Linked DNA regions of Mus musculus: region 2 is linked to region 1. Evidence: chromatin loops called from intact Hi-C (ENCODE). Cell type or tissue: gastrocnemius. All regions are shown on one strand. Each heading gives the region's core, and the rest is flanking DNA. Links, peaks and the distances in the headings are about the cores only.

Region 1 (5,368 bases), core at 171-5,170:
AAATTTTTAAAAAATAATCCAAAGTTTACAGACTGGATCCTCTTAAAGGCAGATGCATTTGCAGGAACATAAAGACAGCTGTACAAGATTGCTCGTTCCCAAGACTACAGAGACATGATCCAAGAAGCAGATGGAGGCACACAAGGAAGGCAATGCCAATGGCCTGCCAGCACCACAGGGATGGAGCTGAAGCCACAGAATGAGCTGCAGAGTTGAGGCTGTCCACCTCAAGTCAACAATCACACACACATTCACACACAAGTCCAAGGACACCCACCCACACCACTCTCTTGTAAAAAGTCCTGGGATAGCCCTTTCCTTGTAATGCATTCCCCATCTTTCCAAAAGTCTCCCAATTTGTTACCCTACACACCCTGTGATGTCTGCCACAAAGTATCTCTCCAGGAATCATGAGGTCCCTATACATCAGTTCCTCCATCTACGCCCAAGACAAACCTTTCCCCAGCCTCTTCCCTCCCAGAATCCCAGGACATCTTCAACTGTTTTCTATGTATCTACTGGAAGGTGCCCCTCAGTCCACCCTCCCCCATCTCTCCCAAAGCATCCACTGTCACTCTAGCTTCAGGAATCCTTCCCACAGCTCTCTTCCCACTCCCCTGCAGATCATCTCTGAAATGGCCAATGTCTATTTCCTCCCCTGAAACTGCCGGCACAGTTGTTCTCATTGCAGATACTCTGGGAAGATTCTCATAGGTTGTTACCTCCCCTGCAGATCTTGAACTGACCCACATTCTGGTACCAAGCTCACCGGTGTAAGAAACTTCCACAGCCTGGCCCCTCCCTACAAGTCCCAGGCTCCCTCTACTCACTGTTTCCTCCCCTGATGACCTTACTCCCTCAGTGGCCGGTCTCCTAACCACTGTCAGGTCAGAGACACCTTCATCTGCCTCCTCCCCAGAGGGCCCAGCCACCCACACTGGTGCAGGGACATGTCTGACCATGGGAACCCTCCCCGGATGCAAAGCCTCCCTCCCTGCCTCGGGAACTGTTCCACTGTGTCTCCTCCACAGATCAGAGATACCTTCAGAGCCTGCTTCCCTCTCAAGTTCAGGGACACTGGCAGCAGTGGGTACCTCGGTCATTTGTCTTCTTTGCCATATCCCCGAGCTTTCTCCACAGCCTCTATCCACTACCCCATGAGGCCCACAGAGCCCAGAAGCTGTGGTCTCTCCCACGGCTGTGGGAATTCTAGCAGCCACAGGCATCACAGCAGGCTGTCTTCTCTGTACACCCGCAGAGAGTGTCGCATCCCCCATGGACTCGGGGAGCCCCACAGTCACTGGTACCCTTGTAGGTGGCCTGCCTCCTGAGTCTGAGGCTCTCCTACAGCTGTGCTCCCACACACAACCAGATCCCCTGAGAGCCACGCCCACACCAGCTGGTGATACCCCTACTGTCACAGGTATACCCACAGTCTGTCTCCTTCCTGATAAGTTTGAGAAACTTCTGGAGCCAGCCTCTATCTTCAGAGAACCAGGTATTTCAGGAGCCAGGGGAACCCCAATAGCCGGTCTCCTTCCCCATGAACATGGGAGAGCCCCAGGTTCAGCATCCTCTAGCACAGATGAGCACTCCTCAGGAGCCACAGGTCTCGCGCAGGCAACCTGAGTTCTTCCCGGCAGGTTCACCCCGTCTGTAGAGCTGCTTTCCTGACACACCCACAAGGCAGCAGGTACACCCAGAGCCGAGGGTACGCCTTCTGTGGCCCACCTGTGCTTTGGCACAACTGCTTCCGTCAATCCCACAGCTCGCCTCCTTCCACACGGACAGGAGAGAGCGCCACATCTGACATCCTGATCCACAGCCCCATGTATTCCTAAAGCTGCAGGCTCCTGAGCCTCCGGCTCCCTCATGACCTGCCTCCTTTCCCACAGGCTTAGAGGATTCCCATTGTATGTCTCCTCCATAACCGGCCCCGGCAATGGCTCAGCCAGAGGAGCTTCCTGAGCCGACTGCTGCCTCTCCCACAGGCCTGAAACGTCATAGCTGGTTTCTTCTTCCCTACCTCCTGGTACCACCACTGTCTGCAAACCTGGCAACTGTCCTTTTCCCCACAGTCCTGGAATACTTGCATCATCTGCCTCCTTCCCCAAAGCCCTGGGTGCTCCCATTGCCTGTTCTATACCCCACAGGCCCTGGGCACCTCGAGAACCTATCTCATGCTCCTCAGAAGCACACAATTCTACAGCCTGTGCTGCACCCCATGACCCCGGGTCACCTCCACATCTAGCTTCCTCTTCTCTAGCACAAGGCACTCCTACAAGCTGTCCCATGGTCCTTAGACCAGGAATACCCCTAGAACCTATATCTTCCATCTCTTGTCTCCTTTGCCACAACCCTGGGCCCCCGTGGGAGGTAGTTCCATCTTCCATGGCCCTGGGTAGTACCAGCAGGGCATCAGGGCCCCCTTCCATCAGCCCCCTTTCCCATAACATATGCCCATATTCAGCTCCTTCTGCCAGAGCCCCAGAAAACTGCCCTGACTGCCCTCCCCCACAGAGACATGAGGTACCCTCACATTCCCTCACTTCTCCAGCTCTGGGCCTTTTCAAGACCTGAGACCATCCTATGGCCTCAGGCACCACCACAGTTTGTCTTTTTTCCCAAGGTCCAGAGGAAACACAGTCTATCTTCTCTACTACCTCAGGTCCACCCACAGGAGGTGGTGTCTTCCCAGCTTGTCCCTGCCTACAAAGGATAGAGACTCTCTCACAACCGGCCCCTATTCCCCTAGCTGTGGGCAGTCCTGAGGCCTGGGGGAATGTCCTAGTATTGCCTCTCACCCAGGGTCCGGTGACACCACCTCGGCTGGTCTCTACCCAGGAAGCTCGCCCAGGAATACCCTTCTCGATCGGCCCCTCTCCCACGGGAACGGGATGGAGCTCCACTCTGCTTCCTTCCCAGCATCCCGACGCTACCCTCATAGCCTGCACCTTCAACCACAGTTCCAGGATGCTCTCATGGCCAAGTGTTCCTGGACGACCTTTTCTCTCACAGCTTGGAGAGCTCCTATTGTCTAGCTCCTCCTCCCCAGATACAGTCACCCACACAGACCCAGCAGGCCCAACCACCTCGGGCTCGCCCACAGTCCCGTTCACCCACACTGTCCTGGGGTCCATTGCTGCCTCAACCGAGCCTGCAGTCCCAGGTATCCCAAAGGCCCTGTTCACCCTAGCGGGGACTGCGGGCTCCGCAGTCCTCTTCTCTAAAGGCTGCTGACCATTCTGTAGCCACCCTATGTTTGCACAGAGCATCCGCCGCACTGAAGATCTCACCCGGCGCCTTACTCCATAGCCTCGGGATAACCCTGCACCCCACCTCCTCGCCCACAGAGGCCGAACACCCCGACGCAACCTGCGGGCCCTCATGCAATGAGCCGGCATCTTCGCTGCCAGTGTACACCTGCGTAGCCCGGGCAAGGGCCCCCGTGCCGGCGTCGCAGCTCCTGGACAATTCCTTTCCCCAATGCAACCTCAGACACGCTCTCTTTGCATCTGTTCCCCCGCACACGCACTCACAACACTCGGATCCAGTCCTCGCTGCCTTTCTGCCTCCCAGCTCTCTCCAAACCCCCGCCCGATCCCGGACGCCGCCCCCGGCCCCGGCCCCCCTAAAGTCTGACAAATAGAAAGGTAATAGGAGGGGCGGAGCTGCAAGGCAAGCCTGGGGCGAGGTCTCTCACTGTCTCTCTGTCTAATGCAGTTTCCCAGAATTCCCCCAGCTCCGGCCCAAGCCCACCTGGTTTGGGCGCGGCGCGGCCACCAAGAGATCGTAAGGCGACCCCACGCTAGGCCTCGCTTCCGGCCTCTCGCCCAGTCGTCATGGCAACAGGCGCGCGGCTGTTTGGGAGCCGTTGATCTTCCTGAGCCATTTGAGGATCAAGGTGTTGTACCGCGACGGGCTTTGCCGTCACTGTCCATGAAGCCAGGGTGGGGACCAGACCAGGTCAGGCGTCTAGTTGTCTGAGGGAAACTGGCGCCAAAAAGAAACTCCAGCAGACCAAAAGGACGGCCCTAAGGAGTTATGGCTATTCAAGGCTCCCGTAGCACCACTCTGCTGCGGCGGCCCCGCCCACCCGGAACCTTGTCCACGCCTTACTTGGGCCCCGCCTTGGGGGCGCAGGACCCTAGGGCTCCTCCCGTGCTCCTCTCCGCACTGTTGTACCCATGGCCACCTTCGAGGAGGTGAGCGTGCTGGGCTTCGAGGAGTTCGACAAGGCAGTGAAGGAGCATGAGGGCAAGACCATTTTCGCCTACTTCAGCGGTTCTAAGGATACCGAAGGGAAGAGCTGGTGTCCGGACTGCGTGGAAGGTGAGGCTGGGACCAGGACTGGGGGTTGCTGCGCCACAGCAGTGCTAGGAAGAAGGCCCCTGCTGAAGTCAGAAAGTGGGATGAGATGAGGATCTTGGTCCTGCAGACCCGCAGAAGCGCCTGAGCTGTACCCCGTCTCTCGTTAGGCCCTTACTGCCCCACCCAAGGATGACCCTCATTTTTATCATGGATTCGGATCTTGGAACCAGGTTCTTTAAAATTCTCAGTTCCCCAAACGATTAGTGTCTCATAAAAAAAAAAAAGACCAGACTCAGGAGTTGATCTTTCCGTCATCATATATGTATGCTGAGTTTTCTGATTGTGTCTTAAAGACAATCAGGACTAGGACTTAAGTGATTCACGAGTCCAGAGGACACGCGACTTTAACATCCTATCTTACAACCGGTTAAAGTCTAAGACTGGGGACGGGAGGGCGTGGGCTATCGCAGTTGATGTGTAATTACTTTTTAACTCTTTTAAAAAGCTGAGCCAGTCATTCGAGAGGGGCTGAAGCATGTTACCGAAGACTGTGTGTTCATCTACTGCCAAGTAGGAGACAAACCTTAGTAAGTCATGTATACCGTATCTCCAGACATGGACTATATTATTAAAAAGCTGGGTAAAAAGGACCTCAGATAATTGGTCAGGCTCTGTGTTTTAGGTATTGTCTGATAAGCTAAACAATTAGAATTACTGAATTCATATTTACAGTTTATGTTCAACCACATATCATCATTAATGAATTGGGTCTGGAATAAGTTCAGAACTCTATTGACTTTACATTTGTTTTATCTTAGCCACACTTTAAACTTTGCAGAAAGTGACACATAAGTTACAGTTCTCAAAATGTTTAAAGGTTAACAAAAGCAGTGGTTACAAGTATATTATATATAAGTCAACTGTTGAGTAAACTGTAATGAACCAAGTAGTATTTTTCATTATCTGTTTCATTTTGGAACAGCTGGAAAGACCCAAATAATGACTTCAGACAAAAACTGAAAATAACCGCAGTGCCTACACTACTTAAATATGGAAC
Region 2 (5,368 bases), core at 255-5,254, 71 kb before region 1:
ATTTATCCAAACACACAAACCTTACCACCTCTCCTCTGGCCCCGGTGCTCTCTCTGGAGTTCCTTCTGACCTCTGCACCAAGCCTCTAGGAACCTGGCACCCCAGCCCAGCTGGATTTTTCTGTCACAGCCCCTTGTCTCCCCTTTATCCATATCCCCAGCCTTTGCTTAAGCTTCTGCAGAACCAGGCAGCCTGGCTCTTGCCACCATTCTGTCTAAACTCTGCTAGCCTTGAAGATCCAGCTAGAGAACCCAGCCTTCGCTGCTCCAACCTGCTGCTTCCTCTGGCCATGGGTGGCTCTATGCAGAGAATTATCATTTCCTTTATAGAGTTCCAGTTCTGTTCTCCTTCCTCCCTCCTCTGGTTTTCATCCTGTCTTCTCTTGTCCACAGAACAAGACCAAGGAGCGTTCTTCCTTTCCAAGTATTGGGACAGTCAACTCTTTTGATTTCTGTGTGGCTGAGATTGCCCCAAAGCTTGAAGGCTGGTAATAATCAAGTTGGATCCACTCTCTGCAAATGAATCTCATCCTGTCTGGGATCTGATTACATTTTCTCTTGTGCCTGGATTCTCCGAGCTACATGAAAGTCCTTGAACTGCCTTCCTGGCACAGCTGCTGTAGCCTTGGCTGGCTGCTCAGGATGTTCATCGTGCCGCTCCAGCACCACCATTCACCACCACGACGTGATGGTGGAACTGTAGAGTATACAGCCTGGCATCGGTTACAACAGCGCCAGGACCCAAAGCCCATCTCCTCCTTAAGTAGCCGGACCACTGGCCGGTTTTCAGAGGAAATCCCACACAAATCAGGAAGCAGACCCCCTCACTCGCAGGCAAGATTTCCTACAACCTCCCTTTAGTCTCCTCTCACCTCTCAGGGTGGAGGGCTGATCCTTCTGCCTTTTAGTCTGTGTATGGTACTGAATTGCCATCTTTCTCTCTTGGGCCTCAGTTTCCTCAGCTATGAATAGAAGAACTTGGCCTTGAATTATATATAAGCTATATAATTCAAGGTAAATGTGCTTGATGAGAGAGGCCAGGCATTCCTCCATACTCTGCATCCTTAAGTCACTGGGTTTAAGGTAGCTAAAGAAAAGAAGGGATATTTGCAGGCTGCCACGTTGCCCAGGAGAGTTGAGAAGCGTGGTCAGATCTTGCCAGAGGTCATCTGCAGAGCTCCTTGGGGTGGCAGCTGAGTAAGAGACAGAGAGGCACCAGGCAGGTGGTCACAGAGGAGGGAAGTCTGGCTTGCTCTGAGGGAAAGGACTGAGACTGTGAAATGGAAAAGTTGTAGAGCAGCCCCAGGCAGCAGTCTTGGGAGGCCTGGCCATTTCTTCACCTTCTGCAGGGCACTCTCCCCATGGATCTCAGCTAGGGACCAAAAGACCCACAATCCAATTCATAGGACCTGGGGCTGCCCTTCTCCCAGAATGAGGAGGGGAGTAGAAAGATTCCTTAGCATCCAAAAAAACAAAAGCAAAACAAAACAAAACCAAAAAAAACCTTGGTCTTGCATCCAGGCTCACCTAGACCCTCCCAGCCATCTTCAGGGAGCTATTTGCTTCCAAGGGCTTTAAAAGGGGAGTACCTTCCTACTTCTCAGAATCATGGGGCAGTAAAGGGCTTAAGTATGTTACCTGGTACACAGGTCAAGAAGAGATTTCTCTAACTACTCTTGCTACTGTGGTGCCCTGGCAAGAGACCTGGATCCGGACGTCCAGACCTGTGCTCACACATGAGCACATGTAGAATGGGTAGCAGAGACGCATGCTCTTCCTTTATGAAGAGCAGGGGTGGGGAGGGACCAAGGCAGGAGAAAGAAGGGAGCAGAGAGCCTTTTCCAGCCTCCTGGTGTCATCTCACTGTGCCTCCCTCGGGAGGGGAGGGGAGGGAAGTGGGAAAGGGGGTGTTTAGATGCATTTGCTTATGCTGTCTCACACAAACAGCCTCTCCCTCACAGGATTCCTCTGCCACACCTGAGTCACAAGGCCAGTCCATGCCAAGGATTGGGACCTGTCCCAGGGTCGCAGGCAGTTCAATGGCACTCACATCTAGAGTGCGGGCAGGTGGTCATGTTCATTCCATCTTTGCCATGCCTATGGGTGGAGAAGTGGGGTTCACACCAGGCCCCACGGGGATGGCATGGCACCTGCCAACGTCACAGGCTGGGAGTGAGTTCATGGCAGATTCTCACACGCCAGAGCTCCCAAGCTCAGGACTGTTGAGACCAGCCTCATCCATTTGTGGCCAGCCCTATGAACACTGGCTTTCCTCAACTTGGCCTTTTAGGGCACTGTAGGGGTCCAGGGCACAGAGTGGGGAGTCCGGGGCTAAACCTGGTCCCCTCCAGGTCCTAACCAACTCACAGGGCCTGACATCAGAGCAGATGCTGGTGAATGAACGCCTGACTGGATGAATGAAGGGACGACTAACACCTACTCCCTGGGATCCTTGGGCTACAGCTCTGAGCTTGCAGGAGAGCCGAGCCCATGGGACCCCAACAGAGGCCCCGCCTGCCTAGCCCGGCACCTGAGGCTCTGCCTCTGGGTCAGGTGGGAGGCGGGGAGGCTCCCCAGCCATAGTGTACCCCTCCAGCGACGGGACCAGTAATCTGGGTCTCTTAACCCAGCTGGTGGCAGGGGCGGGGGACTGTCGCATCCAAGATAGAGAGTGACAGGACAAGGGGGCGCGTCCTGGTTTGTTGGGGCGTGGGATGGATCAGCGACCGCGGGACATCCCCTTTGGGTTCCGGTGCCGGGGTCTACTCCCCCGGTCTCCCGGAGGGCAGCGACAGCTCCGAACTGCCGACTGGACTGAGGAGCCGTGGACCTGACCCAGTGCAGCGGGGCAAGCGGGATGCGGTGTCCCACGAGGTGACTGGGGGCGCGGGAAGGACGCAGGGCGCGCGGAGCCCCTTATGCACGCCCCGGGGTCCGGGCGGGTCGCCGCGGTCACTGTGCCTCCGCCCACCTGGTTGGGGGGCTCACCTGGGCCGAGCGATCCCTCCCGCCACCCGCCGAGCGCCCCGCGCCGCGCTCACCTGCGCTGCCCGCCTTGGCCATGTCCCGGGCGGCGGGCTCCGCTGTGCTGCCGGCGCTGCTCGCTCCCGGCCGGGCCCCGGCGCCTTCGGCCGGAGCGGACTCTCCGGGCGCCGCGCCCCGCGCCCCCGCCCCGCTCGCTCGGCCGCCTCCACCGCAACCGCCGCCGCCTCGCCGCTCCCTCCCGCTCCCTTAAAGGAGCCGAGCGGCGACCGCGCCGCCCCCCCTCCGCGCCGCCGGGGAGGGACTGACGACGGAAGGCGCCCGACACCGCCCCCGCGGGCCCGCACCCCCGCCCGGAGCCGCGCGGCCACCGCAGCGCGCGGGAGGCGCAGCCCACTGATTGCGGCCACTGAGACCCCGACCCTCGCTGAAAGACAGACGTAGACAGACTCCGGATTACAGCTCGGAGACGCTGCGGGCCAGGCAGGGATGAAGACATGGACTGCGAGCCTGGGGCGCAGTGACCCTGAGACAAGGCACCAGAAAGAGGCGCTCCTAGGGCAGAAACACCCTTGGGAGAGAGAGAAATTCAAGGAAATCGGAGCTGGCTAGAGTCTGTGAGGACAGGGAGAGCAAGGAAGACCAGGACCCAGGAGACTGAGAAACCTAGAACGAAGTCTCGCAGAGATGAGAGGGGACTTCTCCATCAGCTCCCAACTCCAGGGATGCTGGATGCCTGCATCTGCTCTAGTCTCAAGAGAGGAAAGCTTTTGTCCTTTAGCACTAAAGGATCCGTTAAACCTGCAAACCCCACCTGCCAGTAAACGCTAAGCAGAGTTTGTGGGGAGCCTGGCAGAAAGCAGTGTGTCCCCCTAACACTTTCTCACAGAAGTGCTGACATTCTAATTAGCGGGCCTCCTGAGACATTTAAATTGTGGTTTCTGCCCACTGCAGTCAGGGGATCCACAGGAGATGGTCAGTCGTTTTAGATGGGGCCTAGAAGGTAGGGTCCTGGAGAGAGCAGTCGGCTCCCTAGCTCAGTTCCAGGCGAGGCCACTTCCTCCCTGCTGACGGTTAGGGTGAGGGCTAGGCTCCTTAGAGGACTGTTGGGCCTTCCCTGAAGCCTGTTTTTCTCCCACAGTCTGCAGCCAAGCACCCACACTGGGCACTAGACAGTTCCACCCCTAGGCCAGCCAGGACTTAAGTGCCCCATCCACTGCCCCATAGAAACAAAGCACACAAGGGGCCTCTACGGGACACACCCATTTCTGGGCTTTGACTCCTTCAGCCTATCCAGGTTAATCAGCCTTACACTCCCTCTTTAGTCTATCAAAGGCTCAGCCTCAGGCAAGAGTCTTCCCGAAACTTTTGCACAGAGCTAGCAGCAACAAAGTTCTTCACCTCAGCGAAAGGAAGTCTGTATCGCCTACTCATGGACCTCTCCCTGCTTTCTGATGCCTCATCTACCAAACCAGGCTTTCCTAGGGTCCTCTGTGCAGACCGAACAACGTGCCTTCACTCACGACAGCTAGCTAGCATGCTTTGACAAAGATTCTCCATCTTAGTTTTAGCTATGACTGTCTCACCTCTCAAAAAACCCTTTAGTCCCAAGGACTCCAGAGTGGGACAGCAACACATCTTGTAGACATGGAAGTTCAGAAGCCCCAAAGTCCTGGATCCAAAGCTGTTCACCATCTCAGGCCACTGGCTACTAGCAGGGAGGGCACGGATACCACCTTTCTACCTCTAACTCTGGAGTGCTCCCCCATATTGGAACTGCAGTCTGTGTGGCTTTCTGTGTGAACTTTTGTTAAGTCTGGATGTACCCTCTGGGGTGTACTGTGTCACCCCACTTTATGCAGAGGAAACAGGCTAAGACAATTCACTGTCCTACAGAATTCCATTTCAGGCCTGAGCTCTGTCCCTCTGGGTCTCCTCCTTCTTACACTTCCCTGAGGCTCTGGGAATTTCAGAAGCTTAGCAGTTTGTATAATGTCTCCATTTGGCCACCTGGTCTGTGGGTCCATAAGTAGTGACAGTGGACACCACTGACTACAGAAGACATAATGAACCTGTCACAGAAGGGACACAGTTAGGCCTAAGTACCTCCCCAGGTTGTGGCTCTCAGCAGGAACAGTGACCACAGGTTGACAGCAGTCCTGTTTCCTGGCATAGCTGTGTGTGTGTGTATGTGTGTGTGTATATATGTGTGTGTATGTGTGTGTGTGTGTGTGTGTGTATGTGTGTGTGCATGTATGTACATGAGTAGATGTGTATATGAATATCTGTGTGCATATTCACATGGACACAGACCCAGGAAAACATATCTGCTTACTAGTGATAGGAGCCCCTAAGACTTTCCTCTCTGAGTTTGTCCATCCCAAATC

What was found. Hi-C counts contacts between places; a loop is a spot of excess contacts. Peaks named below come from ENCODE experiments on the same cell type or tissue, not always from the same donor. Only the 100,000 strongest peaks of a DNase experiment are listed, where the experiment ranks them.
Region 2: a loop joins it to region 1, with 5 times the contacts of the local background. A loop is called at or near these places in 1 of 42 quality-filtered maps.

What each region holds. Positions count from the first base shown.
Region 1 is chr11:72,203,437-72,208,804 of GRCm38, forward strand. It overlaps 4933427D14Rik (RIKEN cDNA 4933427D14 gene), which reads right to left and starts at 4,046. Exons shown (of 19, transcript NM_001361564.1): 1 at 3,760-4,046. It overlaps Txndc17 (thioredoxin domain containing 17), which reads left to right and starts at 4,118. Exons shown (of 4, transcript NM_026559.3): 1 at 4,118-4,332; 2 at 4,817-4,898; 3 at 5,294-5,368. The coding sequence starts at 4,188. In gastrocnemius, for the core only: a CTCF peak has its summit at 3,197; DNase peaks (open chromatin) are centred at 174, 809, 1,357, 1,656 and 5 more places; H3K4me3 peaks cover 2,512 bases; H3K27ac peaks cover 2,196 bases.
Region 2 is chr11:72,132,614-72,137,981 of GRCm38, forward strand. Pitpnm3 (PITPNM family member 3) reads right to left here and starts at 3,276. Exons shown (of 20, transcript NM_001024927.2): 1 at 3,041-3,276. The coding sequence starts at 3,062. In gastrocnemius, for the core only: no CTCF peak of the experiment used is centred there; DNase peaks (open chromatin) are centred at 640, 2,137 and 3,056; H3K4me3 peaks cover 2,506 bases; H3K27ac peaks cover 3,627 bases.